2 separate regions of the Homo sapiens genome follow, and region 2 is linked to region 1. The links are chromatin loops, found by intact Hi-C in ENCODE. Cell type or tissue: HepG2. All regions are shown on one strand. Each heading gives the region's core, and the rest is flanking DNA. Links, peaks and the distances in the headings are about the cores only. Region 1 has its middle 18 kb from the start of MRS2. Region 2 overlaps DCDC2 (doublecortin domain containing 2).

What was found. A loop is a pair of places that touch in the nucleus more often than their neighbours do. Peaks named below come from ENCODE experiments on the same cell type or tissue, not always from the same donor. Only the 100,000 strongest peaks of a DNase experiment are listed, where the experiment ranks them.
Region 2: a loop joins it to region 1, with 7 times the contacts of the local background. A loop is called at or near these places in 2 of 110 quality-filtered maps.

What each region holds. Positions count from the first base shown.
Region 1 is chr6:24,376,990-24,392,915 of GRCh38, forward strand. It overlaps a transcript of DCDC2 not described here. Among named protein-coding and RNA genes, the nearest start is that of MRS2, 18 kb to the right of the region's middle. In HepG2, for the core only: a CTCF peak has its summit at 9,023; DNase peaks (open chromatin) are centred at 6,412, 6,674, 8,632 and 9,022; H3K4me3 peaks cover 2,320 bases.
Region 2 is chr6:24,322,094-24,338,019 of GRCh38, forward strand. All of the region lies in intron 2 of DCDC2 (doublecortin domain containing 2), which reads right to left. Among named protein-coding and RNA genes, the nearest start is that of KAAG1, 27 kb to the right of the region's middle. RefSeq lists an enhancer at 1,635-2,332. In HepG2, for the core only: no CTCF peak of the experiment used is centred there; DNase peaks (open chromatin) are centred at 8,358 and 10,408; H3K4me3 peaks cover 278 bases.

The DNA of each region.
Region 1 (15,926 bases), core at 4,042-12,041:
AATCCTCGGAGAGATTCACCAATGCCCCAGGCCTTCTGGAGGCATTTAACTAGCCATCTGGAGGATTCTCCTGTCTCTAGACAATTATTTCACAGCAAGGAAGAAAAAATTGCCTGAGGTCTTCAACCACAGCCAAATTCACTGGAGTCAATAAATGTGTCAGATGGACTACGTAGCTGCCACAGTCCGCTGGGAACAAAACTTTACTCTTGAAAGGACTGCACTTTTCCTATGCCAGATAGCATGTAGATGTGAACAAAAATATATATTCCAGAGCCAGAGTTCTTTTTTCAGGACTTTTTTCAGTTTCACCTCTGAAACTGACTTGCTCAATATTTATTGGTAATATTAGACTTTTACTATGAGAGAGAAATTAAGAAAAAAAGCTGACTAGAGATTCATTATATTTCAAAACAAATACACATTCCAACCCATTCATCAAACTATTTAAGCCTTTTAACTAAGTAAACATTTGTATCTATTTCATAAAGATGGTCTCAAAATTGATTTTAAATTGCTTCACCGAAAATGTCATTATACTTCAAAAAAGACTGGTTGTGTTGTTTTATTTTTACGTGATACTCAAAACCTGATTTTGAATCTTGGTTTCATCACTTAAGCTGTATCACCAATAGAAAAGTTACTTAATTTTTGTAAGCCTTAGTGTCCTTATCCATAAAACTGGCATATAGGATTAAAAGAATGTATAGAGCATAGGCCGGGCACAATGACTTACACCTGTAATCCCAGCACTTTGGGAGGCCGAGGGGGGTGGATCACCTGAGGTCAGGAGTTCGAGACCAGCCTGGCCAGTATGGTGAAACCCCGTTTCTCCTAAAAATACAAAAAATCAGCCAGGCATGGTGGCAGGTGCCTGTAATCCCAGCTACTCAGGAGGCTGAGGCAGGAGAATTGCTTGAACCCGGGAGGCGGAGGTTGCAGTGAGCCGAGATCATGCCACAGCACTCTGGCCTGGGTAAAAAGAGCAAAATTCCATCTCAGAAAAAAGGTGTACTGCTTAGAGAAGTGCCCAGCACATTGTATGCACCAAAAAGTGTTATCTCTTATTTTTTAAGGTAAATCTTTCTTCTTTCTTGTCCAAATAGTATGGTAAATTCTAAATATTATGTAAACAGAAATTGACCAGACCCAGTAAAAATACAGCAGAGCAGGAAGAAAAAGGACCCTGCCTGGAGTTTAGTCAGTGCCTCACTACCTGAAATAGGCACTGTGGGTGCTCTGTCCAGATCCACTGGCTTCCATTCGGCACTTGTGTGTGTTTCCCCTCCCGCTTCTGTGTGCCATGCCCGTGACTCTTCTTTGCATACTGTCTTCAGACTACTGGAGCAGCATCATCCAAACTGGCAGAGAGCAGAGAGTGTCTGATGATTTCTCTCCCTCCCCACCACTCTCCCTACCACCACCCCACTCCTACCTCTGTCCCTTCTGCTGGGACCGACTATTGTGAGAGTATGAAAGCCCAGCACCCTTGCTTTAGGTCAGACTAATTTGGAGGCATGATATATACTTCAGAGCTCCCATGTGGAATAAAGTTGAAGCTGCACTCGGTGGGATGTTGCCTTACCTGATGTCCTACCAATTACTCAGGAAACACTTGCAGAATAAATCACTGTGTACAAATCCTTGCCTCAAGATCTGCTTCTGGGAAACTCAACCCAAGACCCACAAGTGAAATTACTCAAAGAAAAGTTTCAATATTACATCTACTTTCAGCTGTCCTGCAGGCATATAAATTCAGCCTAGCAGCTTCTAATTCCTCCCACTGAGGCAGAAATCATTTTAAAAACCAACCTTGCTACAGGGCACAGTGGTGCATTCCTGTAGTCTCAGCTACCTGAAGCTGAGGTGGGAGGATTGCTTGAGCCCAGGAGTTCAAGGCTGCAGTGAGCTATGAGTGTGCCACTGCACTCCAGCCTGGGCAACAAAGGAGACCCTGTCTCATTTGGAAAAAAAAAAAAAAAAAAAAAGGCCAATCTAGCCATATGCAGAAAGCTGAAACTGGATCCCTTCCTTACACCATACACAAAAATTAACTCAAGATGGATTAAAGACTTAAAGGTAAGATCTAAAACCATAAAAACCCTAGAAGAAAACCTAGGCAATACCATTCAGGACATAGGCATGGGCAAAGACTTCATGACTAAAAAACCAAAAGCAATGGCAACAAAAGCCAAAATAGAAATCTAATTCAACTAAAAAGCTTCTGCACAGCAAAAGAAGCTATCATCAGAGTGAACAGGCAACCTACAGAATGCGAGAAAATTTTTGCAATCTATCCATCTGACAAAGGGCTAATATCCAGAATCTACAGAAAACTTAAACAAATTTACAAGAAAAAAAACAAACAACCCCATCAAAAAGTGGGCAAAGGATATGAACAGACACTTCTCAAAAAAAGACATTTATACAGCCAACAGACATATGAAAAAATGCTGATCATCACTGGTCATCAGAGAAATGCAAATCAAAACCACAGTGAGATACCATCTCATGCCAGTTAGAATGGCAATCATTAAAAAGTCAGGAACAACAGATGCTGGAGAGGATGTGGAGAAATAGGAATGCTTTTACACTGTTGGTGGAAGTGTAAATTAGTTCAACCATTGTGGAAGACAGCGTGGTGATTCCTCAAAGATCTAGAACTAGAAATACCATTTGACCCAGCGATCCCATTACTGGGTATATACCCAAAGGATTATAAATCATGTTACTATAAAGACACATGTACACGAATGTTTATTGGGCCACTATTCACAATAGCAAAGACTTGGAACCAACCCAAATGTCCATCAGTGATAGACTGGATAAAGGAAATGTGGCACATATACACCATGGAATACTATGCAGCCATAAAAAATGATGAGTTCATGTCCTTTGCAGAGACATGGATAAAGCTGGAAACCATCATTCTCAGCAAAATATAACAAGGACAAAAAACCAAACACCGCATGTTCTCACTCATAAGTAGGAGTTGAACAACGAGAACACATGGACACAGGGAAGGGACCATCACACACTGGGGCCTGTTGGGGGGTGGGGGGCTGGGGGAGGGATAGCATTAGGAGAAATACCTAATGTAAATGATGGGTTGATGGGTGCAGCAAACCAACATGGCACATGTATACCTATGTAACAAACCTGCACATTGTGCACGTGTATCCTAGAACTTAAAGTATAATAATAATAATAAAAGTCAACCAAGGTTAGGATGTCAACATATGAATGTTGTGGGGAGACACAAATTAGCCTATAATATCCATTATTTGTAATGCCAGAAGTACCATTTCTAACCAATCACCACCCCCCTTTATTTTGCATATTGTTTGTTCTAAAAAGTGCCTGGTTTACATATATTAGTTATGCCCATTTACTTCCTTTCTTTGAAAGTGGATAGACCCACAGGTCTTAAAGTGGACTGAAGATGAAGAAAGCAAGTGGCGAATGAAGAAATGTCTAAACATCAAAGTATCAAGGAAGGAGATTTTACGAGAGAGTTCCGTTGCATGAGCTACCAGAGAAGGATGTGGCAGGAGTTGGCACTACAATGATCATCAACTCATTCACCCTTTGATGTGTTTCAGTGTATCTATTGGCAATATACATAATTTTTATCATAGATTTGTTCTTATACATGCTAGTTTCTGGAAGCTGAAGAATAAAGTAATACACTATAGTTACAGAAAATCAGAACCCCCGGGAGAATTGATCAATTATGAGGAGTGAGGACCAAACCAAAGAGATGGGCTTTGGCTTATTTTTGCCTCAGCTTTATTAAGGTATAATTGACAAATAAAAATTGTAGTCCGAGTGCAGTAGCTCATACCTGTAATCCCAGAACTGTGGGAGGCCCAGGGCTTGAGCCCAGGAATTCAAGACCAGCTTGGACAACACAGTGGGAACCCATCTCTACAAAAATTAAAAAACTAACCAGGTGTGGTGGTGTGGGCCTATAGTCCCAAGCTACTTGGGAGGCTGAGGTGGGAGGATCACTTGAGTCCAAGGTTGAGGCTTTAGCGAGCCATGATCACACCACTGCACTGCAGCCTGGGTGACAGAGTGAAGTCTTGTCTCAAGAAAAAAAAAAAAAAGAATTAGAAAAACACGTTAAAAAATTGTATGCATTTAAGGTATACAACATGATGATATGATATACATATACATTATGAAATAAGCACAATCAAGTTAATTAGCACATCTCTCATTTCACATAATTAGCATTTGTATGTGTGGTGAGAACACTTAATGTCTATTGTCTTAGCAAATTTCAAGTAGTATATCAGATAATATTATTAACCATAGTCACCACAATGTACCTTAGATCCCCAGAACTCACTCATCTGTTAACTGAAAAAGCCAGACACAGTGAGATCAATACTGTAAGATCTCCCTCATATGTAGAATCTTTAAAAAGAGAGAGGAGAGATAGAGAGACAGAGACAGAGACAGAGATTGGTTTTTTAAATGATTTCTGCCTCAGCGGCAGGCTTAAGATGCTGCTAAGCTGGCCTGGCTGCAGAACAGCAGAAGTAGACGCACTATTAAAACTTTTCTTTGAGTAATTCTAATTGCGGCACAATTTACTCTCTTACCAGGAGTTTGTTGTGATTCTTTACACAGATTCTTAGAGTCTTTACACAGAAAATATATTTAAAAGCGGGGTGCCATGGCTCATGCCTGTAATTCCAGCAGTTTGGGAGGCTGAGGCAGGAGCAACACTTCAGCTCAGGAGTTAGAGAGCAGCCTGGGCAACACAATAAGATCTCATCACTATTGGAAAAGAAAGGAAGGAAAGAAAGGAAGGAAGGAAGGAAGGAAGGAAGGAAGGAAGGAAGGAAGGAAGGAAGGAAGGAGAAATAAAAGAAAGAAAGAGATAAAGAAAAAAGAAAGAAAGAAGGAGAAAGAAAAGAGAGAAAGAGAAAGAAAGAAAGAAAGAAGAAGAAGGAAAGAAAGAAGGAAGGAAGGAAGGAAGGAAGGAAGGAAGGAAGGAAGGAAGGAAGGAAGGCAGGCAAGCTATTTAAATAAAGCAATTTCTCCTCCATGGTGATTTCACAGTCCAGCCATGGGGAGAAAAAACTTTCATAAAACTGGGCAAGCTAAGCTCAAAATCCTTTCAATACTCCAGGCAATTTTTCATGTCCTTCACTTACAATTAAATTATTTTTGTCACTCTCAATGGGAGCAAGACCCTCTAAGATTAGGAGTTAATAAAATTGTTGCTCATTTTCTTCTGCTTGACTCTACAGACTCCGGCAAATACCTCAGGAATGATATCAGGTGCTAGTTACTGCATCAAACTAAGTTTTGTTTTTCTGTTTCTCAGCTCTCAATTATTTATATGCATAATCACTAAGTAAACAGGTATAAAAATTTCATGTACATTAGTCAGAAGCAATGTTTAAAAAAATCAATAAAGCCAAAATATATTAGGCAGTCAATGCCTTTTTTCCCCCTAAAGAATTGAAGTCTATGATTTGGCTTGCTGCCCATACAAATTATTATCAGATTTCATTAAAGCAAAAATTTAAGTAGTGTACATCTGAGTTTGCTGGTTTTTTGTTGTTACTTTTGCTAAACTGTGCTAATCCTTCTGTAATTTAAGGTTTGAGCAATAGAACAATGAAATGAAACTGGATTCACCCTGTTTCAAATTTTCCAGGGGCTTCTTTCGTATTTTCACACTACTGACAGGCTAAATTTCTCCTCTGACCTTAATTCTACACAACCTCAGAACAAAGTATTCTTTTCTTTTTTTCTCTTCAAAAGACTCTCACTATCCTTTAATACCAACAATTGTGTTTAGATGGCCAAGTGTCTGACTCCATCTCATCAAAAGGCTGCTGCTGGTATAGTCCAGTTTGGACTATCAGTTTTTTAGTCAGTAACTTTCATGGATTTTTTTTTAGTTCATGGACAGTTACTGAGGTCAAACAGTACTATCTCTTACTACTCAGAGGTTTTTGTTTTATTATAGGGTAAAATGTCTTAAGTCACCGTGAATTATAATAGCAGACTCATGAAAGAAAACTACCCCCTAGGCTGGGCATGGTGGCTCATGCTTGTAATCCCAGCACTTTGGGAGGCCGAGGCAGTGGGATCACCTGAGGTCGGGAGTTGGAGACCAGCCTGACCAACATGGAGAAACCCCGTCTCTACTGAAAATACAAAATTACCTGGGCGTGGTGGCGCATGCCTGTAATTCCAGCTACTCAGGAGGCTAAGGCAGGAGAATTGCTTGAACCTGGAAGGCAGAGGTTGCGGTGAGCCAAGATGGCACCATTGCACTCCAGCCTGGGCAACAAGAGCGAAACTCTGTCTCAAAAAAAAAAAAAAAAAAGTAAGAAAACTACCCCCTGCTGCGAACAACTAAGAGAGAAGTTAACCATTACAAAGTAACAATTGTGCAGGAAATTATGTCACTGATACAGAAGTTACTGGTTAACTGGAGTCCAGTTTCTGGAATTAATGGAAAGGGCTACTTTAATGAACTATGATGTTCTGATGTCAAAGGTTGAAAATTTTAATTAAAAAATTTTGTATCAGTTGATAAGACTGTGAGCAGCAGAGGAGATAATATTATTAAGGATAGACATCCTAATATTTTCTACTCACATATATTGGGTTCCAGCTTACTCAAAAACTACAGAAGATTCAGTAATTGCCCAATATAGCATTTTTCAACCCCTCAGTTTGGGAATCTTTTTGATCATTTCCCAGTGACATTTTCAGATAATACAATGAAACCATACTGCATGTAGATTTTAAAAGCACATTTTGAAGCATCTTTATGAATAAAAAAGTTTTAAGAACATTTAACTTAAAAATGCAGTAAAATGTTACTCAGCACACCCTGAACCCTACCTAAATGTAATTTTTCAACCATGATCAACTCCATTTTAATCTGAGGGAGACAAATGGCAAAACGAATATCAGGAATTTACTTAAACCAGAGGAGGAGAAGAGAAAGGAAGAAACAGGCCGGGCGCAGTGGCTCACGCCTGTAATCCCAGCACTTTGGGAGGCCGAGGTGGGTGGATCACGAGGTCAGGAGATCGAGACCATCCTGGCTAGCACGGTGAAACCCCTTCTCTACTAAAAATACAAAAAATTAGCCGGGAGCGGTGGCGGGCGCCTGTAGTCCCAGCTACTCGGGAGGCTGAGGCGGGAGAATGCCGTGAACCCGGGAGGCGGAGCTTGCAGTGAGCGGAGATCGCGCCACTGCACTCCAGCCTGGGTGACAGAGCGAGACTCCGTCTCAAAAAAAAAAAAAAAAAAAAGAAACAAATCACCACACTTCATTTTTTCCCAGATGCACTTTTTTTTAATTGTTATTATACTTTAAGTTCTGGGGTACACGTGCAGAACATGCAGTTTTATTACATAGGTATGTGCGTCCCATGGTGGTTTGCTGCACCCATCAACCCATCACTTACATTAGGTATTTCTCCTAATGCCATCCCTCCTCTACACTCCCACCCCGACAGGCCCCAGTGTGTGATGTTTCCCTCCCTGTGTCCATGTGTTCTCACTGTTCGACTCCCACTTATAAGTGAAAACACGTGGTGTTTGGTTTTCTGTTCCTGTGTTAGTTTGCTGAGAATGATGGTTTTCAGCTTCATCCATGTCCCTGCAAAGGACATGAACTCATCCTTTTTTATGGCTGCATAGTATTCCATGGTGTATATGTGCCACATTTTCTTTATCCAGTCTATCAATGATGGACATTTGGGTTGGTTCCAAGTCTTTGCTATTGTGAATAGTGCCACAGTAAACATATGTGTGCATGTGTCTTTATAGTAGAATGATTTATAATCCTGTGGATATATATCCAGTAATGAGATTGCTGGGTCAAATGGTATTTCTAGTTCTAGATCCTTGAGAAAACACCACACCATCCTCCACAATGGTTGAACTAATTTACACTCCCACCAACAGTGTAAAAACATTTCTGTTTCTCCACATCCTCTCTAGCACCAAGATGCACATTTTTTTCCACATCTTTAAATCTCTGAAATAAGGATGTGCCTTACAGTCAATGAACTCTTACAAGTAATTGTCCTGGCCAGGTGGTGGTCACGGCATAGGTGATTGCATGAGCAAATCAGAACTTCATCATACTGTTCACATTGTCATCACTTTAGATGAGATGTGTGCATGGTTATTATCTCAGATGTTAAGTTTAACTGACTTTTACAATGATTTTTGATGTTGTTGTTGTTTTGTTTTGTTTTGTTTTTAGCGGTAGCAAAGTTTATTGTGAAGAGCGAAAGGACAAAGCTTCCCCACGGCACAGAAGGGGACCCGAGCAGGTTACCTGATATTTTTTAAGATTACAACACGATTTAGAATTGAAATAAAGTTTTAGAAATGCCTTAACTAAAATTTTGCTTGCATTTCTCTGTTAACGTAAGAGAATGTTATATTATAAAAATATATGTCCAAAAAAGAGAAATAAGAAAAAAATCTATGTATAAGTAAGTCTAAAAGAATACTTGGCCAGGTGCAGTGGTTCATGCCTATAAATCCAGCACTTTGGGGAGGTTGACGTGAGAAGCTTACTTGAGGTCAAGAGTTTGTGGCCAGCCTGAGTAACACATTGAGACCCCTATCTCTACAAAACATTTAAAAATTAGCCAAGCGTGATGCTGTGTACCTGCAGCCCTAGATACTTGAAAGGCTGAGGTGAAAGGATCAATTGAGCCCAGGAGTTCAAAGTTACAGTGAACTATGATTGCACAACTGCACTCCAGCCAGGTTGACAAAGTAAAACCCTGTCTCTTGAAAAAAAAAGAATACTTTCAGTAAGTATAAAATTTTTGAAAATCTATGTCATAAGAAGGCACTGTGTCATCATTTAATCAGAAAATTTTTTCTTTGTTAAGGGTACATTAAAAAATGGCACATCTTGTAATCACAGTTACCTTAGACTATAGGGAGTCATCCCAGGCTGTAGATCGCAAATCTCTCCTACAGAATTACATGTACAACTGGATGCTGCCACCACTTGGCCTTTCCTAAAAAGTCTATGCTCAGCCGGGCTTAGTGCTCATGCTTGTAATCCCAGCCCTTTGAGAGGTCGAGGCGGGCAGATCATTTGAGGGCAGGAGTTCGAGACCAGCCTGGCTAACATGGTGAAACTCCATCTCTACTAAAATAAAAAATTTGCTGGGCAGGGTGGTGCGTGCCTATTATCCCAGCTACTTGGGAGGCTGAGGCAGGAGAATTGCTTAAACCTGGGAGGTGGAGGTTGCAGTGAGCAGAGGTCGCAGTGAGCTGAGATCGTGCCACTGCACTCCAGCCTGGGCAACAGAGCGAGACTCCATCTCAAAAAAAAAGAGTCCAGTTGCCATCAACATTTCTTCACCTTCGAAATCACGAAGTTTCCCAGTAGAGGAAGAAACAAAGCTGGTAGCTGTCTTCTTAGGATCTAGCCATCTTCCTTTACAGATGCTCTTCAATTTACAATGGGGTTTTGTCCTGATAAACTTACTGTAAATGCAAAATATTCTAAGTGAAAATGCACTTAATACACCTAACCTAGCAAACATCACAGCTTAGCCTAGCTTGAACACATTCAGAAGATTTACATTAGTCTACAGTTGGGCAAAATCATCTCACACAAAGCTTATTTATAATAAAGTGTCGAATACCTCATGTAATTTATTGAATACTGTACTGAAAGAGAAAAACAGAATGGTTGTATAGGTACTCTTTTTCTTTTCTTTCCTTTTTTTGAGATGGAGTCTCACTCTGAAGCCCAGGCTGGAGTGCAATGGCGCAATCTCAGCTCACTGCAACTTCTGCCTCCCGGGTTCAAGCGATTCTCCTGCCTCAGCCTCCCGTGCAGCTAGGATTACAGGCACCCACCATCATGCCCAGCTAATTTTTTTATTTCGTAGAGACAGTGTTTCACCATGTATGCCAGGCTGGTCTTGAACACCTGACCTAGGTGATCCCCCTGCCTAGGCCTCCCAAAGTGCTGGGATTGCAGGCATGAGCCACCTTGCCTGGCCGTCCTATGGGTACCCAGAGTATGGTATCTACTGAATGCGTGTTGCCTTTACAGCATCATAAGTCGAATCACTGTAAGCTGGGAACCGTCTGCACTCTCATCAACCACTTCGATTGTAAGATATTATGGAAACTAAAAGTGAGTTTATCTGACATGAGAACTAATTCTAGGGTATTCACCAATAAAAAATTATATTTATAAACATAGCCCAGATCACCAAAGAATCACTATTTACTGTTGCAGAAAAGAATAATACAGTTTAGAAACACTCCCAATCAGAAGGGTTGAAAGAAACATGGGCTTCAGGTTAGCCGATGAACAGTTAGCTAGACTATTCATCAACTAAACCTGAAACCCATGCCCTGCACTTGCTGGCTCCCTGAAGTTCTGCCATCTCGTATCAAAATTTGGATACTTTGAGACCCTCCCTTAGACATAGCATTATATTAAAATGTACATTTAGCAACATCATTTAAAAGAAATTTTTAAAAATTAAAAGGTGCAGATACCTCTCCATCAGTTTTAAAACTTCACTGCCGGCCAGGCACAGTGTCTTACGCCTATAATCCCAGCACTTTAGGAGGCTGCGGCAGGCGGATCACCTGACGTCAAGAGTTCGAGACCAGCCTAGCTAACATAGTGAAACCTTGTCTCTTCTAAAAATACAAAAATTAGCTGGGCATGGCAGCGGGCGCCTGTAATCCCAGCTACTCAGGAGGCTGAGGCAGGAGAATTGCTTGAACCCAGGAGACAGAGGTTGCAGTGAGCCGGGATTATGCCATTGCACTCCGGCCTGAGTGACAGAGCAAGACTCCATCTCAAAACAAAAACAAAAACAAAAACAAAAAACAAACAACAACACACACACACACACACACACACACACTTACTTCACTGCCATGTCTGGTAAACTGGATAAAGTCAGAATCTTTCCCAACCTTCTCAGAAAAGTGAAATCAAATTCTTCTCAAATCATTCTAGATGAGACATGTCTGGGCCTGGCTTCACATTGATCATGTAGGCAGAAGGCAGCAGAAAGTACAGAGGCATATCCTGTAGTGAACCGGGTTTCTAAATAGATAAAATGGTGAAATTTAATAAATGGTACACCATGTCTTACAAAGTTTTACTCTATTTAATTCTAGCTCCCAAAACTAAATTATGTTAAAGTCATTTCTCATGAAATTTGCTATATCATTCTTGGCTGTTATCCAGAGCCAATTCAAGCATATTACAATATGAAGTGTGTGTACATTTATTTTTTAGCACAGAACAAATGTACACTTGTTAAGATCCACTATATTTACAAGCCAGAATCTCAAACATTTTGACAGAAGTTAAATGCTTATAAAAAGAAAAAAATGGGCTGGACATGGTGGCTCATGCCTGTAATCCCGGCACTTTCTGAGGCTGAGGTGGGTGGATCACCTGAGGTCAGGAGCTTAAGGCCAGCCTGGCCAACATGGTGAAAACCCGTCTCTACTAAAAATACAAAAAATTAGCTGGGCATGGTGGTGGGCACCTGTAATCCCAGCTACTCCGCAGGCTGAGGCAGGAGAACTGCTTGAACCTGGGAGGCAGAGGTTGCAGTGAGCCGAGATTGCGCCACTGCACTCCAGCCTGGGTGACAAGAGAGAAACTCCGTTTCAAAAAAAAAAAGAAAAAGAAAAAAATGCTACCTTACATTCAACACCTTCTCAATATACCCATCAATCTCATATAAAGGTAGAGGCTGCACCAATTATCAACTGTCACCATATGCCACGCATTTTCTTCAAAGTAGAGAATGTTAGTTTTAATACTCTTATTCTGAGAAATTATTTTAAAATAGCTATGTGATGCAGCAATCTTTCACCTTGAGGTACTATCTTACAGTACTGATTTCAAAAATGGTAACTAAAAAAAAGAAATTCAGTGTCAGGCAGCATGAGCTTAGATTATAAGAAAGGAGATGTGTTCAGAGTACTGATGTAAAATCTAGTTATATTTCTGATTTCTAGATAGGAATTAACTCTCTCTGACAATCTTATATTAAAATACAAGCACGTATTAAAATAGGTAAGAATAGCCGGGCGCGGTGGCTCACGCCTGTAATCCTAGCACTTTGGGAGGCCGAGGCGGGCGGATCACAAGGTCAGGAGATCGAGACCATCCTGGCTAACACGGTGAAACCCCGTCTCTACTAAAAATACAAAAATTAGCCGGGCGTGGCGGCGCGTGCCTGTAGTCCCAGCTACTCAGGAGGCTGAGGCAGGAGAATGGCGTGAACCCGGGAGGCGGAGCTTGCCGTGAGCTGAGATCGCGCCACTGCACTCCAGCCTGGGTAACAGAGCGACACTCCGTCTCAAAAAAAAAAAAAAAAAAAAAAAAAAAAATAGTTAAGAATAAACAAGCAAGCTTAGGAATAGTGCTCCCTCCTGTGGCCAAACTTCTTGAAAATCATGGGAAAAGGCATCTCCTGGAATCCTCAGATAGGTCATGGACACAGACCTCAGAGAAGCCCACCTGCCATTGTAGGTGCTGTTTTTAAAAAGGAAAATGGGCCAGGGGACTCATGCCTGCAGTCCCAGCACTTTGGGAGGCCTAGGTGAGCGGATCACAAGGTCAGGAGTTCGAGACCAGCCTGGCCAACGTGGTGAAACCCCATCTCTACTAATAATACAAAAATTAGCCAGGCATGGTGGCGGGTACCTGTAATCCCAGCTGCTCAGGAAGCTGAGGCAGGAGAATCACTTGAGCCCGGGAGGTGGAGGTTGCAGTAAGCCGAGATCCCACCATTGCACTCAGGCCTGGGCGACAGAGCAAGACTCCATCTCAAAAAAAAAAAAAAAGCTCACAAAGTTGGGATTTCATTTTGTGGTAATGGACACAATAAAACAGAACACATTTGAAGTCATAAAAGCCTAAAGAAAAATAAATTTAACTTAGTGCTGGAGTCTACTAACCGTTTTACAAATTTTAATATCTACCATATGTGAAGAAGATGTCTATGAACATTTAAAGGGATATAACTTCTAAAACAAAAGAAATGGTTTTGGGGAGGCCAGGTGCAGTGGTTCACGCCTGTAATCCCGGCACTCTGGGGGGCTGAGGTGGGCAGAACATTTGAGGTTAGGGGTTGGAGACCAGCCTGACCAACATGGTGAAACCCCATCTCTACTAAAAATACAAAAAACTAGCCAGGTGTGGTGGCACACATCTGTAATCTCAGCTACTCAGGAGGCTGAGGCACGAGAATCGCTTGAACCCAGGAGGCAGAGGTTGCAGTGAGACGAGATTGCACCACTTCACTCTAGCCTGAGTGGCAGAGTGAGACTCCATCTAAAAATTAAAAAAAGAAAAAGAAAAAAAAAGAAATGGAATGGTCTTGGGGTTTGTAGATCCTACTCCTTATTATAAAACACAGTGGTTCTCAACCAGAACCACTCCGAAGATAATAGCAATGTCTAGACACATTTCTGGTTGTCACAACTCTGGGAAGGGGTGCTACTGGGACCTAGTGAGTAAAGGTCAGAAATATTGTTAAACAACCTGCAATGCACAGATCACCTCTCATCCCCAGAAAGAATTATCTCGACCAAAATGTCAATAGAACTGAGGTTGAGAAATCCTGATATAAGAATATTCTACAATCATTTTCATGTGCAATCTACAAGCCATAAACTTTATAAATAGTATTTATTAAATTCAAAGCCAAATACATTTTCACTAAAACTCCAGCAATAAAATCAGAAATTCAGGAAATATGATTCTCATGAACTCAGTCTCATGTCTGATTACATTCTTTTAGGCTATTTTGTCTTATGATATACTTACAATGTTTAGCCGTTGTCTTTCAAAGTAGAAAATACAGGCCACATGAGGTGGCTCACACCTATAATCCCAGCACTTTGGGAGGCCGAGGTGGATGGATCACCTGAGGTCCGAAGTTCAAGACCAGCCTGACCAACATGGCAAAACCCTGTCTCTACTAAAAACCCCAAAATTAGCCAAGTGTGGTGGCACATGCCTGTAATCCCGGTACTCAGGAGGCTGAGGCAGGAGAATCATTTGAACCCGGGAGGCGTAGGTTGCAGTGAGTGGAGAGTGTGCCATTGCACTCCAGCCTGGGCAACAAGAGTAAAACTCCATCTCAAAAAAAAAAAAAAAAAAGAAAATACATTTCAGTGTTTTGGTCGATAGGAAGCATGAGATATAAATTCATATATGTATTATTGTCCCGTGGAGAAATGCTAAGAGAGTAAAATTGTTTAAATTAACTCCAGGTGGGTCTAAATGTTTTCATTAGAAAATATGCCTGCTAGCAAAAGTGCTTTGAGAGCAGGAGCAAAGAGAGAACAGATTAACAGACACATTGTCATCCCTCCAGCAACCAAGGAAAAGCAATTATTTTAGGACTGAGATCCCCAGCCTGGGATCCTTGTATCCTTAGGCTCGTGAAAATAAGAAGAGTCTGAAAGCTATTTTCACCATGTCAAAAATCATCTGATAACAATGGAACATTTATCTATAATAAAATAGATTAGTCTCACTAAAATGAAAAAATCAGTGTGTAGACACTTACTACATGGAAGTTCATTTCATCTAATGTAACGTGGCCGGAATTTCTATACCCTCTACAAAAAAAAAAAATACAAACAGTTCTTTAGGTTTAAACAAAAGGTTGCAAACTACTGGCCTGAAGAAACCAAGCCTTTAAGGTGAATAAGTGTGGAAAAGTAAAACCATAATACAATATTGCATCGACTTTGTTTCTCCAGTTTGCTACTTGCAATCTTCATACAGTGTTTGGTATATGATTACAAATGCAAATATTCTGGCTTAAGCCAGAACTTTAAAAAGGAGTAGAACCTCCCCCAAGTTCAGAATGGTGGTGATGGCAGTCAGAAAGCCCCAAGGGAAACAGCAGAGGGACTGTGAGACCAGACTTCTAAAACCATGACAGAGAACCATCCTCCCACATCAAAGCTGAGGATCTGCGTTGGTTTTTATGAAGGAGGCCCATGGGTTGTTTCATTATGGAACTTAATGAAAATTAGAGTGATGGTAACTTCTAACCCCTTTATTACAACCAGCCTAACCATCACTACTCCACCAAGAGAGCCAAAAGCATTGTGGTCTTGGGGTAACTTTACTATTTTATTTGGGCTTACCACCAATTAGGTAATACAGATGGTCTCTGACTTATGGTGGTTTGACTGATGATTTTGCAACTTTATGATGCTGCCAAAGTGATACACAACCAGTAGAAACCATCCTTTGGATTTTGAATGTTGGTCTTTTCCTGGGCTTGTGCTATGCTGTACAATATTCTCTCATGAAGGTGGGCAGCAGAAATGAGTAGAGCTCCCAGTCAGCCAGGTGATCACCAGGATAAGCACCCAATACTCTACAGTGTACTGTGTTGTCCAGTGATTGTGCCCAACCCTAGGCTAATGCACGGGTTCTGAGAATGTTTAAGGTAGGCTAGGCTAAGCTATGATGTTTGGTAGATTAGATATATTAAACACATTTTTGACTTATTATGTATATAGATATATCTCTAGTGACCAGGCGCAGTGGCTCACGCCTGTAATCCCAACACTTTGGGAGGCTGAGACAGGTGTATCACCTGAGCTCAGGAGTTTGAAACCAGTCTGGGCAACAGGATGAAACCTTGTCCCTACTAAAAATACAAAAAATTAGCCGGGTGTGGTGGCACATGCCTGTAATCCCAGCTACTTGGGAGGCTGAGGCACAAGAATCACTTGAATCTAGGAGGTGGAGGTTGCAGTGAGCTGAGATCATGCTACTGTACTCCAGCCAGGGTGACACAGTGAGACTTTGTCTCAAAAAAACAAAACAAAAGATACATCTATAGATAGATATAGATATGTAGATATAGCTATAGATAGAC
Region 2 (15,926 bases), core at 4,963-12,962, 54 kb before region 1:
CCTTTTGTGGAGAGAATTTCTGGATTGGGAAAAGACTTTTTTTTCAATCATGTTTCCTCAGCAGTGTCTTCTAATACAATGCACTGAACAGGGAACATAATTTCCTGGTATTTTTGCTCCCTGAAGATTAAGCTCTGATTTTTTATCTTGCCCAAATTCCTATCTAAGGGGTCTGGGGAGTCATAACCTACAAATCATAAATTCTCATCAGATGGGTTTTATTTGACCTTGCATATCGTGACTTACTTTCCAATCTGATTCTGGCATAACAAGGAAGAAAATAAAAATGTTTTACCCTAAAATATATTTCCTTGCCATACCTTGAAATTGCCCTGCAAAGTCTCTTGTGGGAAAAATCCACATTCTATACGAATCTCCTTTCCCCTTTGTTTTCCTTCCTTTTTTTTTTTTTTCCAGATCCAGGAGATAATCAACTAAGAGCCAGGTACCCTTTTAAGTCCAGTAAGAAATAATTTACAACCTGCTCTCTCTGAAGTCTGCTATCTGAGAGCTTCCTCTGCACAATAAAACTTGGTCCCCACAATCCTTTGTCTTTAACCGGAACATTCTTTTCTATTGATCCCAGGTCTTTGGACAAACTCAACCAATTGTCAACAAGAAAATGTTTAAATTTACCTATAGCCTGGAAGCCCCCACTTTGAGTTGTCCCGCCTTTCTGAACCAAACAAATGTATTTCTTTAAATGTATTTGATTGATGTCTCATGCCTTCCTAAGATATATAAAACCAAGCTGTACCCCGACCACCTTGGGCACAAGTTCTCAAGATCTCCTGAGGGCTGTGTCACAGGCCATGGTCACTCATATTTGGATCAGAATTAACCTCTTAAAATATTTTACAGAGTTTGACTCTTTTTGTTGACATCTCCAAAAATGAATCATTTCAACCCGATCACAAGAAAACACCAGATATGTCCTAAATTAAAGGACCATCTACAAAATAACTGACTTGCCAGATATGGTAGCTCACACCTATAATCCTAACACTTCGGGAGGCCGAGGCAGGAGGATCACTGGAGCCCAGGACACTGAGGCTGTAGTGAGCCAAGATTATGCCACTGCACTCCAGCCTCCAGAGCAAGACTCCACCTCAATTTAAAAATAAAAATAACTGACTTTCAAAATTGTCAAGGTCATGAAAGACTGAGGAACAGTCACAGGGTAGTTGGTAGTTTGGTAGTTTTCTATCAAAACAACCTAGTTTTGGCAGAACCTAAGGAGATAGGAACACCAAACAAGACGTGGGATTTTAGATGGGATCCTGGACCAGGAAAAAAATATCAGTGGGAAAACTGACAAAATTCTAGTAAGATCTGTAGATTAGGTAATTGTATCAATTTTAATGTTCTAGTGTTGATAACTATGCTATGGCTATGTAGGACATTAACAAAGGAACTGGGTGAAGTAAGGTATACAAAGAATTCTCTGTAAGTTCGGCAACTTTTTTCTAAAATCATTTCAAAATGAAAAGTTCAATGAATATAATGCTTAATAGACCTTAATGCAAATAAAAGATCTAATACATAAGAGACCTCTCCCTGTCTTCATCTCTCTCCCTGTCTTCTCCCAATAATCAAGCACAAGTATGTACTTACAGTGTGATAAAAACTACCACCTGAGGCAACCAGCAACAATCTCCATCTGTAACTAGACTACATTTAAGCACTTAAGCATAAACTTCTGTCATTTGCTTACATTGGGTTTTGTTTTAGTTTCAAAGAAATTTGATCCTCTATTACTTTGTGAAGCAAGTTGAAAAGAACAACAAAAAGTACTCAAACTATATTTAACACTAAAGTAATTATTTATCATACCACTAAAACAGAGGAGAAAGTACAGTTAGCCCCTGAAATCACTCATGGGTTTTGTCACTAATATTCAGAGGGAGGTCTTTTTTCACATACCAAGCTTATTAGCTCAGAACAGTGAGAAACAATGGCTTGTAGTTAACCAGTGAACCAAGCTTAATTGGAAAAATATTTGCATTCCCTAAGGGTAGAGCTGGGTCAAAAGAACCTCACTTTCACATCAAAACTGCACCATCCAGGAGGTCAAAGCACCTGATGTAGATACAGAAGAATGCTCAAGGTTCAGTGAGTTTTTTCCTCAAAAAATGTAAGAAGCTCGCAAAAAGTAACAGTTTAAAACTGTCAATGGCCCCAGTGACCACCCCCTTACCTAATCAGCCCACTGTAAGCTAATCTCTATCCTACTAGAATGAAACACATTCACCTAAGAAAGGAAAATGAATGACAGTGAAACTGGTTTAAGAAAAACACATAAAGAAATAAAATCTGTATTTGGTCCATCCAGATTTGCAGAAGCAAAAGCAAAAGTTGTTTATGATACTGAGTGTGTCTCACTTGTTAATATTTGTTAGCAAGAAAATCAAAGTCTGTTCCCTATTTGTCCCATCTTTTTCATATTTTGCCTCGTCTCCCTGGATTGTTTGGGTGAGGGTAGCTCATCAAAGAGCTATGACACTTTGGGGCCAGGCACAGTGGCTCACACCTGTAATCCCAACACTTTGGGAGGCCAAAGCTGAAGGCTGGCTTGAGGATAGGAATTCAAAAACAGCCCGAATAATATAGTAGACCCTATCTCTACAAAAAGTTAAAAATTTAAGCAGGCATGGTGGCTCATGCCTATAGTTCCAGCTACTTGGGAGGGTGAGGTGGGAGGAAAACTTGAACCCAGGTGTTCAAGGCCACAGTAAGCTATGATTGTGCCACTGTATTCCCACATGGCTGACAGAGCAAGAGCTTGTCTAAAAAAAAAAAACAAAGAAAGACAGAAAAGAAAGAAAGAAAAGAGAGAGAGAGAGCTATGACACTTTGGCATCTCAAATAGTTCAACTACATCAAAGACAGCACAAGAAGTAGAAGAAAGGATTTCACATTAAATGCAATGAAGAGTAAGGCCATGTTCGTCTTACTCTCAGCCTGCCTACCACAGAGAATGCCTTGGAATCAGAGGTTCCCTGAAGAGACCCTCTCCTCTTAGAATAATCCAAAACCAGAATCTCCAGAGCCCCGTGGTCAAAACTAAAACGTTCCATCTAGGAGTGAGAGAGCACGATATCTACTTCCTCACACTTCTCCTCGGTTCTCAAATAAAAGCGCTCACTTACATTTGCCATCTTTATTCTGTGATCCGTTTTTATGTTACAGCAAATAAGCAAATTATGAGGTCCTCTGGGCGAAAGGAAAATCAGCATGGAATGTAAGTTATTGTGCCATCTAGAGAAAATGTGAGAGGCTGGAAGCCTCAATCAACTGTCTTCCTTGAAGAATAACCTAGATCTTGGCTCCCACTGGCAAAGATGAGTGGGGGTTATTGTCTTCTCTAAGAAACTAAACGTCCCTCACATGCTTGAAGATGTCGCAAGGGAGACCTGATGGCCCCATTTCTGTGAGGTTGTTCCTCAAAGAAGAATCAAAGATTTCAGTCACATTAGCATCATCATGTTCTCTTAGTCCAGAATTTTTCAGCAAACATATTCCACAAAATTTTCTGCAAGTTCAGGGTACATATAGCAGGTGCAGTGGATTTTTGTTATGTTTTAATATAACATACTAGAGAAAATCCAGAACATTCTTCTCCCTCTCTCTTCTTCATCACATTCACATCTCAGCCTATAGAGCAGAGTTTATTCCTTAGTATAATATCAAGGCCTGTTTTAAAAATATATATATTATACATGTGAATGAGAAATGAGTCACATTTATTTTACCATGTCTCTGGTTTTTAAATAAAATTAAAAGGTTGGGAAACTGTTTTTCAGTGTCACAACCTCTCTGTTCTTACTACCATAATATTTACTTGATATTATTTCAGTTCTTCCTTCCCCACACCCATGTTGAATCCCAGACCACAAACTACTGTAATTTTTCTTTATTATCAACATATGTAGGAATGCAGAATTAAAATTATTGATCAAGTTTCATGCAAAGTTCCAAAACCAAAGAAAGAAAGAAAGGAAGAGAGGAAAAAAGAGAGAAAGACAGGGAGAAAAATAAAAAGAAGGAAAGAGAGGAAGGAAAGAGAGGAAGGAAAGGAAGGAAGGAAGGAAGGAAGGAAGAAAGGAAGGAAGGAAAGAATGAAGGAAGGAAGGAAGGAAGGGAGGGAGGAAATCAGACCTTTTCATTTCATCGGGATACCTACCACCTCTCTTTTTGACTCAAGCTAATGTTAAATGTTAAAAAGAGTCTCCATTTTTAGAATACACCAACCAATAGAAGGACCCCCCCATGCCCTAGAGCTCCCTGGATAGTAGAAAATTAGTCAAAAATTTAAAATTTACTATAGATGATCCATAAAATTAAAAATCATACAAAGCATGTTAAGAGCTGGGTGACATATATATATTAACTATAAAGAGAGCAGATATAGAAAGGAAGCCAACATTTATCTAGCAGAAGAAAAAAACACCATCATTTGTATCAATAAAAAGCATGTATGATGAGCGGGCATGGAGGCTTATGCCTATAACCCAGCACTTTGGGAGGCCGAGGCATGTGGGTCGCTTAAGTCCAAGAGTTCAAGACCAGCCTGGGCAACAATGGCAAAAATCCGTCTCTACTAAAAGTGCAAAAAATTGGCCAGGTGTGGTGGTACATGCCTGTAGTCCCAGCTAGTCAGGTGGCTGAAGCAGAAGGATTCCCTGAGCCTGGGAGATCGAGGCTGAAGTGAGCCTTGATCATGCTACTGCACTCCAGCCTGGGTGACAGAGCGAGACCCTGTCTCAAAAAAAAAAAAAAAATGCATAAAAATGTTCATTTACATCCTCATTTAACCCATACCATACTGTATTCTACTTGCAGTATTTGCTAACTACTCCCCAGATAGATGGGCTCACTTTGAGGCCAAGGATTGTGTTCTACCATAATCTCATTCCTTCAGCACAGCTCAGCACCTGGCAAATTGGAGGCAACAAATGTCTATGGATCCCTCTGTAACCATGAACAAGTCAGTCAGGGTAACTGCACTGTCAAAACTTACAATTAACTGGATAGTATGTATTTGATGAGGGGAACTGAATTACAGGGAAACCTAGGTTAGGCCAAGTGTTGCTTTCGTCACCAATTCACAGTTAAGGAAACTGAGGCCACGGGCCACCCAGCTTAGGACTTTTGACTATAAACCCTGAGATCTCTCTCCCTTACATAAGCATTTTGTTTTCATTGCTGTTGACACTTTGTTAATCTTGCTTACTTAAAACTAATTTCTGCTAATAGCTTCAGGGTCTTTAGCAACTGTCAGCATGTAATGTGTCTGCATTTCATATATATAATTAGTTTTCATGGCAACAGTCCACTTTTAGTCAATCAACATTATAAACTTATTTATTTATTTATTTATTTATTTATTTATTGGCTGATACGGAGTTTTGCTCTTGTTGCCCAGGCTGGAGTACAAGGGCCCAATCTTGGCTCACTGCAACCTCCGCCTCCCGGGTTCAAGCAATTCTCCTGCCTCAGCCTCCTGAGTAGCTGGGATTATAGGTGCCCGCCACCACACCCGGCTAATTTTTGTATTTTCAGTAGAGACGGGGTTTCACCATGGCAGCCAGGCTGGTCTCAAACTCCTCACCTCAGGTGATCCAACTCGCCTCAGCCTCCCAAAGTGCTGGGATTACAAGTGTGAGCCACCGCGCCTGGCAACATTATAAACTTATAATGAATTTATGGAGTGTTACTAGTAAACAAAATGAATATTCTTTAAATAAAAAAAATTTCTAAAAGCCTCTCAAATGTGCTTGTCTTTCTCCTTGCATTTGCTAGTCTCTGCTTAATATATGTTTAGCTTGATGCATTCTTTGATGCCCAACATGTGTTACTCTTTGACAGATGGCAGAGATGGCAAGCACAAAGAAATGAGATTCACGCTATTCCATTTGCATGGATGAAAATACAGACACTTTCTAAGTGAAGTAGAAATTCTCTGACAATTAACAAGAAGAGTTTCTGTGTCCGAGATATCTAATAAATGTTATTTGCTCAAGAACCAAAGAGAAATACTTTCTTCAAGGGCATACATCTCCTCTGTATATACAGGAAACTTGGTAAGCCCTATTGCTCAGGTCACAGAGTAATTCTAAATCCCCTGCCTACTGGCACTGAGTTGTTGACAACTGAGGATTTTAAAGTGGATTCCCTTGTGTAGATTTACATTTACGATTATTAGATCTCTGAGTAATAAGGAGTTTAGATTTCTGTAAAGTACTCTATAAGGAATATCAAACTGGCTGTACTTTGGACATCTGAATATGCAAGGCTTATAAGTTCAACTAATTGAGGCCATAACTTGTATCTGAATATCTTAGGGCACAGGGGGAGTTTGTATAGTTTGAATGTCCCAAGAGTTGAGAATCCCTGCTTTTGGGACTTGTTATAGCCAGAGCCCCCTTCTGCCAAGTTTGAGGGCCAAACCCACGCCCATGGCCAATCATGCCCCAGAGGTATATTGATCAAACTAGTAGCCAACACAGCTGCTAAATTTTATGGTTCTATGTCCCTACTCCTGGCCTTTTAACCCACCCTCAATGGTCCACTGAACTACTGATTTTTCGAAAACCACCTCCTCTCTGAAGTGTCCTTTCCTTGATTCCCTTATCATGCAATATTAATTGCATGCCCCTTGAAATGCTTATCAACATTGGGCTTAGACACTGTGAAGCAATTACTACAGGTTACTACAGTTATTTGTACGCATATCTACGCTTGCTGGACAACAAGCTCTTCCTTGGAAAGCAGGAGCCACATAGTTCTCATTTTTCATCAACATCATGTATCCGATACATGATAGATATTTACTTAATATTTCTTGATAACCACAGCTCTAAGATAAACATTAGTTTTTTCCAGTCTCCACAGAGGAAATTATATTATAGGTCCTAGAATCAGGATTTAAACTTAAGGCTATTTGTTTCCAAAATTCACGTCTTTTCCACCATGCCATGCCATGCCATCTCTCAATGATAAACAACGCAAAACAGAAGCATTTAGGTAAAAAATGATGAGCCCTCCCTACTGACGGAAACACATAAATGAAAGTTTGGAGAGATGATTCAGGCTAAAGAAGCTTAATCACCCAAAATGTAGGCAGTAAATGTAATCAAAGAGGTATGCACACAAAAAAATAGCACAACCGAAGGAGAATATTAACCCTCATTCCCTTTGCACAGAAGCTAGACTTCCTGGACAGACTTTATCATTTGTTTGTTTTCCTGAGTATGTAAGTATCAATATTAAGAAGAAAAACAAGCTGAATTAAATCTCTCTTTTCAACTTAGGTTTATTGAAAGAGTAGTTGAAAAATATACCATTGCTATCCTATTTCATTTCAACTCCTCATTTTCACCCTGCAATCCCAAAATTATAATGGTACGGTAAGAAAGAATGGTAATAACTTGGAACTTAAGATACAATGCAGACAGGCAACTTGGGCAACAACTTAACATTAGCCATCCAATATTCCAAACAGAATGGGGAATTGGAGTTAGAACCAAGCTACCCATTGCCATGATTCATCTAAGTTTTGCAACAAGAGGCCTAGCTTGCTTTGTGCCTTAGTTACATTCAATACAAATAATTCAAGGAATCCATGAGATGACACAAAATCCATCCCACATGAAACATTCTTTCCTGCGCTATCTTCTATCAGCATTTATTTTTATAATACCAAAATGAAGACATGAATGAATAAAAAAGGGGGCAGGCAGGGAGAGGCTTGTGTTCAAATGCCCACACTGTGTTCCTTTCCATTGAATTGTAATACTTGCATGGTATGAAATACTGGAGGAAAAACACATTTATTTAAGAAAGCAAGTCTCTTACACTTTCTTGAATACAAAGAAAAAATTAGCTACTTTACCCCTCAAATGAAAAAAGAATGATACTCCATCCAGTGTTAGTCCCAACTAAAGTCTTCAGTGAACCCATTATCAGGGACTACTGTAGAATTATTATTATTTTTTAAATTCCACTAAATGTGTGTCAGAATTACTGTACCCCAATTAGCAATAACCAAAATGTAGCAGTCAGTTTTGTTTGCAAGGGCTGTCTAGTCAATTCCTGGCTGATCCCTCCTGGTATTACTTTCATTATGAGCACTCAGAAGAATAACTGTTTGGATGGCTTGTTGTGGCAATTACGTTTCCAGGTTACCAACTACCAAACAACCCCGGGCTGAATGTAACTTCTACACGTACTGTTCCAAAGACTCTAAAACCTGCCCTATGTATCAAAAGATAAATTTCAATCTTCACACCGTGGGGAGTACAATAATAAACCAAAGTAAAGGGTCAGGTCACATTGTACAAACATATTGTTTGGGCAACTTTGCTCTAAAAAGTCATTTTGTCTAGCTTCAAAAGGAGAAGGAATTTGGCCTCTAAAACTATCAGAAAACCTTTTAAAATGGACCACCACAAAGAACACTTGAAAGAATTTCTCTCTTGTAAATTTGCTTTGCTAGTGTGCAAGGCAGGCTATCTTTGCCATTCAATACTCTTTCATCTCTTTCAAGATTAGTATGTTCACACAGGATCCCACAGCTCAAGGGGGACAGAGAGAACTTAGAAAGGAAAGAGTGGGCAGCCATAGCAACTGAGGGATGGAGAAACAGGATCCACAGGGAATGATGTTTGAAACTGAAATTATTCTATCTGAATAAGAGAAGTCTAGGTAGGCTGTGGTTTAATCATATTTTTCAATACTGCGATGAACCCTTACGCAGCAGAGTAGTGCCAAAAAGGCTTAAATTGCAGTTTTAGAAACTAGGCATTTTTATCGTTTATAGATGAATTATAACAACTGGGATATTTACTTTAAAACTACAATATTTGAGGAGAAAAAGAATATTGAAATAAAAAGAAGGCAAAAAAATGAAGGCTTCTTCCCTGTTCCTTCCAGGATGATAAAGATATATATTTGCTTTCTTTTGTTTCCAGCTCTTCCTGGCATCTTCCTTCTTTCACTCAAACAGCTAATGAAATATCGCCCCTTCTATAAAATCTTTCCTATCTAACTGGAAGACGGGAAGAGAATTCCCTCTGGTAACAATGTATAATTCCCATAGCTCTCTCTACTCAACCCTTTAAAGTGCATTGAGCCATTGCTTATACAGTGTTAATAAATAAAAGTTAATTCTTAGTTTGAAGTTTTTTAAGTTGTCTATATATACCTTTTTTTTTTTTTAATTCAGAGACAGAGTCTTGCTCTGTCACCCAGGCTAGAGTTCAGTAGCACAATCACAGCTCACTGCAACCTTGATCTCTTGGCCTTAAGCGATCTTCCTGCCTTTGCCTCCTGAGTAGCTAGGACAGGAATAGATGATATGGACTAGAATGGGTCGTATATTATATACAAAATGGTAATATTTTAAATCTAATCCTTTATTTGATATGCGATACTAAAGTACAAAAGTTATTGAATAATTATATTTAGAATTAACCTTTATTATATCTAAATAGATATTTGAATCTCGTCAGAAATATTTGGATATACTCAGCAATATCTAAATGCTTTTAAGTATTTTTTATAATTATATAAAGTAACTTCTTTTAGATTATCTGCATGTGAGTATACAGATTTCTCAGACTAAATTGTACATGTAATAACATATTTCTACTTGATTCTGATGACAGATTATATTTCAGGAGATCAAACTCAGTAGCTTCTTCATATTCTTTTTCCAATATTGGTAATCCTCCACAGGAAAAAATTTCCAAAAGAAAGTGTTGCTTCCTCAGCAACCAGAAAACCAAGAAGGAGAAATTATGTATAGATTGGAATAAACATGTTGCACAACTATTTTTTAAGTGTATTTAATTCTGAAAGCAATTAGGTGAAAAATCAGTTCTTCATTTCAGGAGGCTAAAAAATAAGAGATTTGGAAAGGAAGAGACCCTGTGTGAAATTCACAAAGTAACCATCAAATATACTGACATCTAAAGGCATGCGGTAGCTACATATCTAAATGAATTGTAATTGAAATACATTCCCAGTGTGGGAGACTGTATTTTCCAAAAATGGCCACAGCAATATTTCTGGCTCACATTCTTTTTTATAATTTTGCCACTTCCCATCAAGAGATGGAATCTATTTCCCCTCCCCGAAAACCGGGATATGACTTCGGACTGCCTGGAAGAATAAATGCAATAGGAGTGATGCTGCGTGATGTCCAAGCATCTTTTCCTCGCAGTCTCCCTCTTTTTTCCTGCTCCCAGCTTAGAACTCCACCACCATTCTGTAAGGAAGGAAAATCTAGCCCACAAGAAGAGACCACATGGAAAAGTCAGGTGAAGAGGAGGAACCAGGGCCCAATGACAGCCAACATTAGTCACCACTCATGCATGTGTAACAGCCCTCAGATGGTTCCAGCCTACAGCTTTTAGATCTCCAGCTAAGGCTCCAGACATCGTGAAGCAAAGAAAAGGCATCTCTGCTGCACCCTCCCTGAATTCCTGACACACAGGAATCCAGGTGCAGAATAAGTCATAGTTTTACGGTACTAAGTTTTGGGGTGACTCACTATGTTGTCTTAATAATTGGAACAGTTTGTTTGTTTTTTTTAAACTAAGCAATTTAAAACATAAAAGAACAGTAGTATTTAAAGCAAAAACTCATTACAGCCATTTTCATATATTAGGAAAACAGCATGATTACTATTCATTAAATACACAAACACACACACACATATTTCTGTGCACAAGACACTGTGTTTGATGCTGGGCTGGTATAAAAATGAGTATAAACAGGCATGGTATCTAACCTCTTGGAGTTTACAATCTAGGAGGAGAGTTAGACTTCAGCTATGCAACCCCACAAAGGTAAAATTCAGCTGTAGCAAGTGCTGCAAAGGAGAAAGGCCTGATGTATATCAATAATGGGGAACTGACCTAGTTAGGAAAATCAGACAAGACTTCCCTGAGGAAATGACACTGGTGCTAGGGTAAATATGAGCAAAAAAGGCAAAAAGAAGAATGAGGGAGAATGTTCCAAACTCAAGAGAACAGCCATGTGCAAAGGCCCTGAGATAAGAGGTAGCACAGGTATGCTGTGGACAGAAGAAAGGCCAGAAGTCATGCCATGTCCCTTCCATTGCATTTTATTCTTCCAAGTAGTCCCAAGTTCCATCCAGGTTCCCAGAGAGAAAAAACATACTCCACTTCTTGAAAGACGGTGGCAAGGTCAGAGAAAAGAGAGCAAAAGGAAGTGTTAGACTGTGGATCCTGAAAGGTATGACGACCCCAGAACACACATAGTATCTTTCAGACTTCTATTGACCAGAACTCAAAGTAAGAAATACGTCTTATGTTGCAATCCAATCCAATTCACACACACACACGCAACCAAAATCACAATTTCACAAAACAGTACTTATCTTTGCTATCTCTAGTGCAGCCTGATATGTTCTATTTTATGTTTGTATACATTTGTCACAACTACCTAAATTGATTTTCAACGTACTGAAGATTCATGAACTGAAGTCCAAAAAACATTGATGTAAAGTCTTGCAGGCTAAGTTTAAGGCATTTATCTTTATGCTAAGAGTAACAGGAAGTCACTGATGAGTTTTAAACTCAATGGTAACAGGATCAGATTAGTGTTTCCATATTCTGGATGAAATAAAATATAAAACAGAATGCAAAAGCTGAATGGGTGCAAGGAGACACAGTAGGAGACTACTGAGGCAAATCAGGCAAGGTGTACAGTAGCTTGGGTTATGATGGTAGAGGTGGCAGAAGTGGAGAGAAGAGGGTGAATTTCAGAAACAGGAGTTATAACTGATGGGCATGATTAAGCAGTGAGAATAAGGAAGGTTTATGACTCTCAAAACTGGAATGGATAGTGGGAAGTGAAGAGAGGAGAAGGAACATAGGAGGAAAGTCAGGTATAGAGCAGGGAAGATAGCCCTTGCAAACAAAACCGGCTTCTAGTTTGTAGTTATTGCTAATTGGAGTACAGTAATTCTGAAGCATGATTAGTGGAATTTGTTTTTAAATAATTCCATAGTCCCTGATAATGTCTTCACTGGAAACTAGCTGGAACTAACATTGGACAAAGTATCATTCTCTTCTGAAGGTTGTACATAGAGAGTCAAATGAAAAAAACAAAGGTATTGTTCTTTTATCATGGGTATACTTACTGGAAATGCTGGACACAATATGTTATCTTGGATAGCTCTGAGTTTTTGCTTAGCTAGTTGACGAAAACCAGGACTTGCGGTGGCCCTCATTAAATAAGGTTAAGATGCCAAATTTTCTTCAAGGTAACTCAGAGCAGAGGTTGGCAAACTATGACCTATGGGCCAAATTCTGTCTATCTTCTGATTTCCAATAAAGTTTTATTAGAACACAGACACACCCATTCACTCACAAATCATCAATAGCTGCTTTCATGCTACCACAGCAGAGTTGAGTAGTTACCACAGTGACTATATGGCCTGCAAAGCCTAAGTTATTTACTATCTGTTTACAGTAAACATGTAACTTAGAGAAAGGGATTCAAAGGCTAAAGGAAACAGAAATTGTGGAGTAGCTTTGGCATGAGCACCCCACCCACTAATCTTCTATCTATGTAATTCAAGTGAGGATCCCAAACACACTCCCTTCAACGAGGCCTTGAGAAACACACTGGTGAAGAATGTTGCTCCAGCAACTCTAAAAGTACTCTACTTGTTGTTCTCCCTAGACCAGACATGCTGGTGGAAGATGCTGCATTTGAAACGGGCTTTCTGGTTTCAGTGATGTATCAGGATCCTGGGGTGGCAAAAGGAGAAAAACAGCACTTATTCTCCAGAGACAAAGCAGGCAGAGCAGTCACAAGAGGGCGGCACAGCAAACATGGTAACCACAATCAATGGATTTTATGATGGTGACTAAATGATCACGAGATTCCCAAGATTAAAAGACTTGTACAACCCTCTACTTGATTTGTGTAACAAAAAATAGCTAGATCATGTAAACTGTGGCCTGATGTAAACTATCAGTCATCTCAACCCCACAGTCAATTACCAGACCTGACAGCCCCCAAAATTGAAGGGAAGACCTGGTACTTTGCTGAAGGATCCTACAATAATATCACAAGTAACTGCTTTGAGTCTTCCTCAAAGTCTTTTCAAAGCACACAAAGCCATTCACCAGGCAAATGTGCCCTGTGAGAAGTGAGATAGGATGCGATAACTAAAGAGACTTGAGGTTGCCTCCTCCTGAAGAGGAGGAGTGTATTTTCAAAAGCATTAGAATTAGCGGCATTAATTTTGGCAGAAACAAAAGATATGTGGTTATTCGACCATCAAAGGATGTATAGTAAGTATTTGTCATATTTCAGCTTTCCAGCATCTGAATGCGTTTTCTATTTGAATAGAATTCCAACCATATGTGTCTGGCAGGGAAGCAGATCCCACCACCACCCACAGAAGGTAAAAAGGCCAGATGTTCACTTTGTCAGCCTATTGCAGCCAAGCCCACTGTATTTGTCTGTTTTCATACTGCTATAAAGATACTACCCAAAACTAGGTAATTTGTAAACAAAGGAGGTTTAATTAACTCACAGTTCTGCATGGCTGGGAGGACTCAGGAAACTTACAATCATGGCAGAAGGGGAAGCAGGCAACGACCTTCTTCACGTGGTGGCAGGAGAGTTAGCAAGAGCAAGGAAAACTGCCTTACAAAACCATTAGATCTCGTGAGAACATATTCACTATGAGTAGAACAGCATGGGGGAAACTGCCCCCATGATCCAATCACCTCCTACCTGGTCCCACCCTCCACATGTGAGGATTATGGGGATTACAACGAGATTTGGGTGGGGACACAGAGCCAAACCATATCACCTAGCTTGGCCCAGTAGTCCCACCCAGGCTTTTACGCCAGTACTGATGGACCAACAAAGCAAAGAAGGTATAATCATGCCATCAACAGCAACCAAATCCAGGTTCTAGAGGAAGTATTTACAATATCCACTGTCAAAAGTTGGGGGCAGTAGCCTAAAAATCTGAATGTCTCCACTGTTCAATGGTGGTGGCAGGACTGTCTTTAATGGCTTGGTCCTGGTGACATAGTGTAATCTGGGTTCTGGCTGTCTTGATTTCCTGGCTGCTTATTCTCTCAACGTAGTTCTCCAGCCCCACCAGAGATTTTGAAGGATATTTAACATATTTTCAAAAATTCTTTTTCTGCTAAAATGAAGCAGAGACTTCTTTTTTTTTCCACTTATTGCAAGGAAAACTCTTGGCTAATTCACAGTGTATTTTACTCTCTCTGTATCTCTCAGTCTTTGTGAAATTATGCAAACCCTAAACATGTGAAGAACAATTCCAAGATCCAGTCACACATAGAAGTATATTATGTGCTATTTTATTTGCTGAAATATTTTCCTTTTCATATATTTATATAATAATGATCTCAACTATTTATCAAACATTCACTCTATGATTACTTCTTTTAGAAGTAATGATAAGTATCACATAACATTTGTAGAGGGATTTGTAGCTGACCAAGCATTTACATTTACATTTACATTTAATGTGCATTTGCATTTTCTCCTTTTAGTCACAGCCTGATAAAGCAGCCAATATAATGTCAGTGATCCCTGCCTTTTTTTTTTATTTTTTTTTCCAAATACCCAGTCTTCAAGAAGTAAACCCTGTCTTATTTCACTTATGAGCTATTCAATTAATGTGGCCCTTTGTAACATCAGCAACAACATGGCATAATTTCCATTTACTGAATTCTAAATATGTATTAGGTACAGTGCTAGGAGCTAAACACATACCTATATGTTTCTAATCCTCACAATAATTTTTAAAAGATAGTAGTATTATTTTCACATTTTAGATAAGGAACATGAGGCTCATAAAGATCAAAGAACTGACACCTTGAGATCTTGGGGAGAAAAGTAGCTTGTCTCCAACACATGATGCTCTCCCCTATTATCTTCCTCCCATCCTTCAAGTTGCGTTTTTTGCTTAGTAACTTGGTAAATGTTACTCGAAACATCTGGAAAAAACAGCTAAAGAAACCAAATGGCCCTTTGACAGTAGCACAGTAAAAACTTTTTAAAAATGCATTCAGAACTTAAAGTACAATAAAAATAAATAAATAAAAAATGCATTCAGTGATTCTCAGCTCTATATATCTCTCTGTAATCTCTTCACACTCTGTTGTAAATTTCCATGTAAAAATATTTCTGGTTTCCTATGGGAGCCTTTTTATAAGCAGATATGCCAAAGCCTTTTCAAGCACTGTATTGGAAACATTCAACATAAATATCCTGTCCTATAGGGAATATTTGCAAAGCCAAAAAAAAAAATGTCAATTGAGAATACAACTAAAATAATTCCCGGCAATATTTTGTGACTAATGATGACTTGTTAAAGAAGAGTATTAAGAGCCAGGCACGGTGGCTCACACCTGTAATCCCAGCACTTTGGGAGGCCGAGGTGGGCGGATCGCTTGAGGTCAGGCATTCAAGACCGAGGTGGCCAACATGGTGAAACCCCATCTCTACCAAAAAAATATAAAAAAATTAGCTGGGTGTGGTGATGCGTGCCTGTGATCCCAACTACTTGGGAGGCTGAGGCAGGAGAATCACTTGAACCTGGGAGACGGAGGTTGCAGTGAGCTGAGATGGTGCCACCGTACTCCAGCCTGGGCCATAGAGCAAGACTCCGTCTCAAAAAAAAAAAAAAAGACTATTAAGGAAATTGAAAGAATATTTTATCCCTTTTCTGGATTCACTTCCTAATTCTTTAGTCTTTCTTATATATTTTATCCTTCTTATCATCATTAAATCAAGGTATTAAAAAATTTTAAAACCCTTCACTCCCACAAACATCCTTTCAAGTGCAAAAAGACACTGAATGATCATCTTTTAATTAAATTGCATTAATTCTTAGG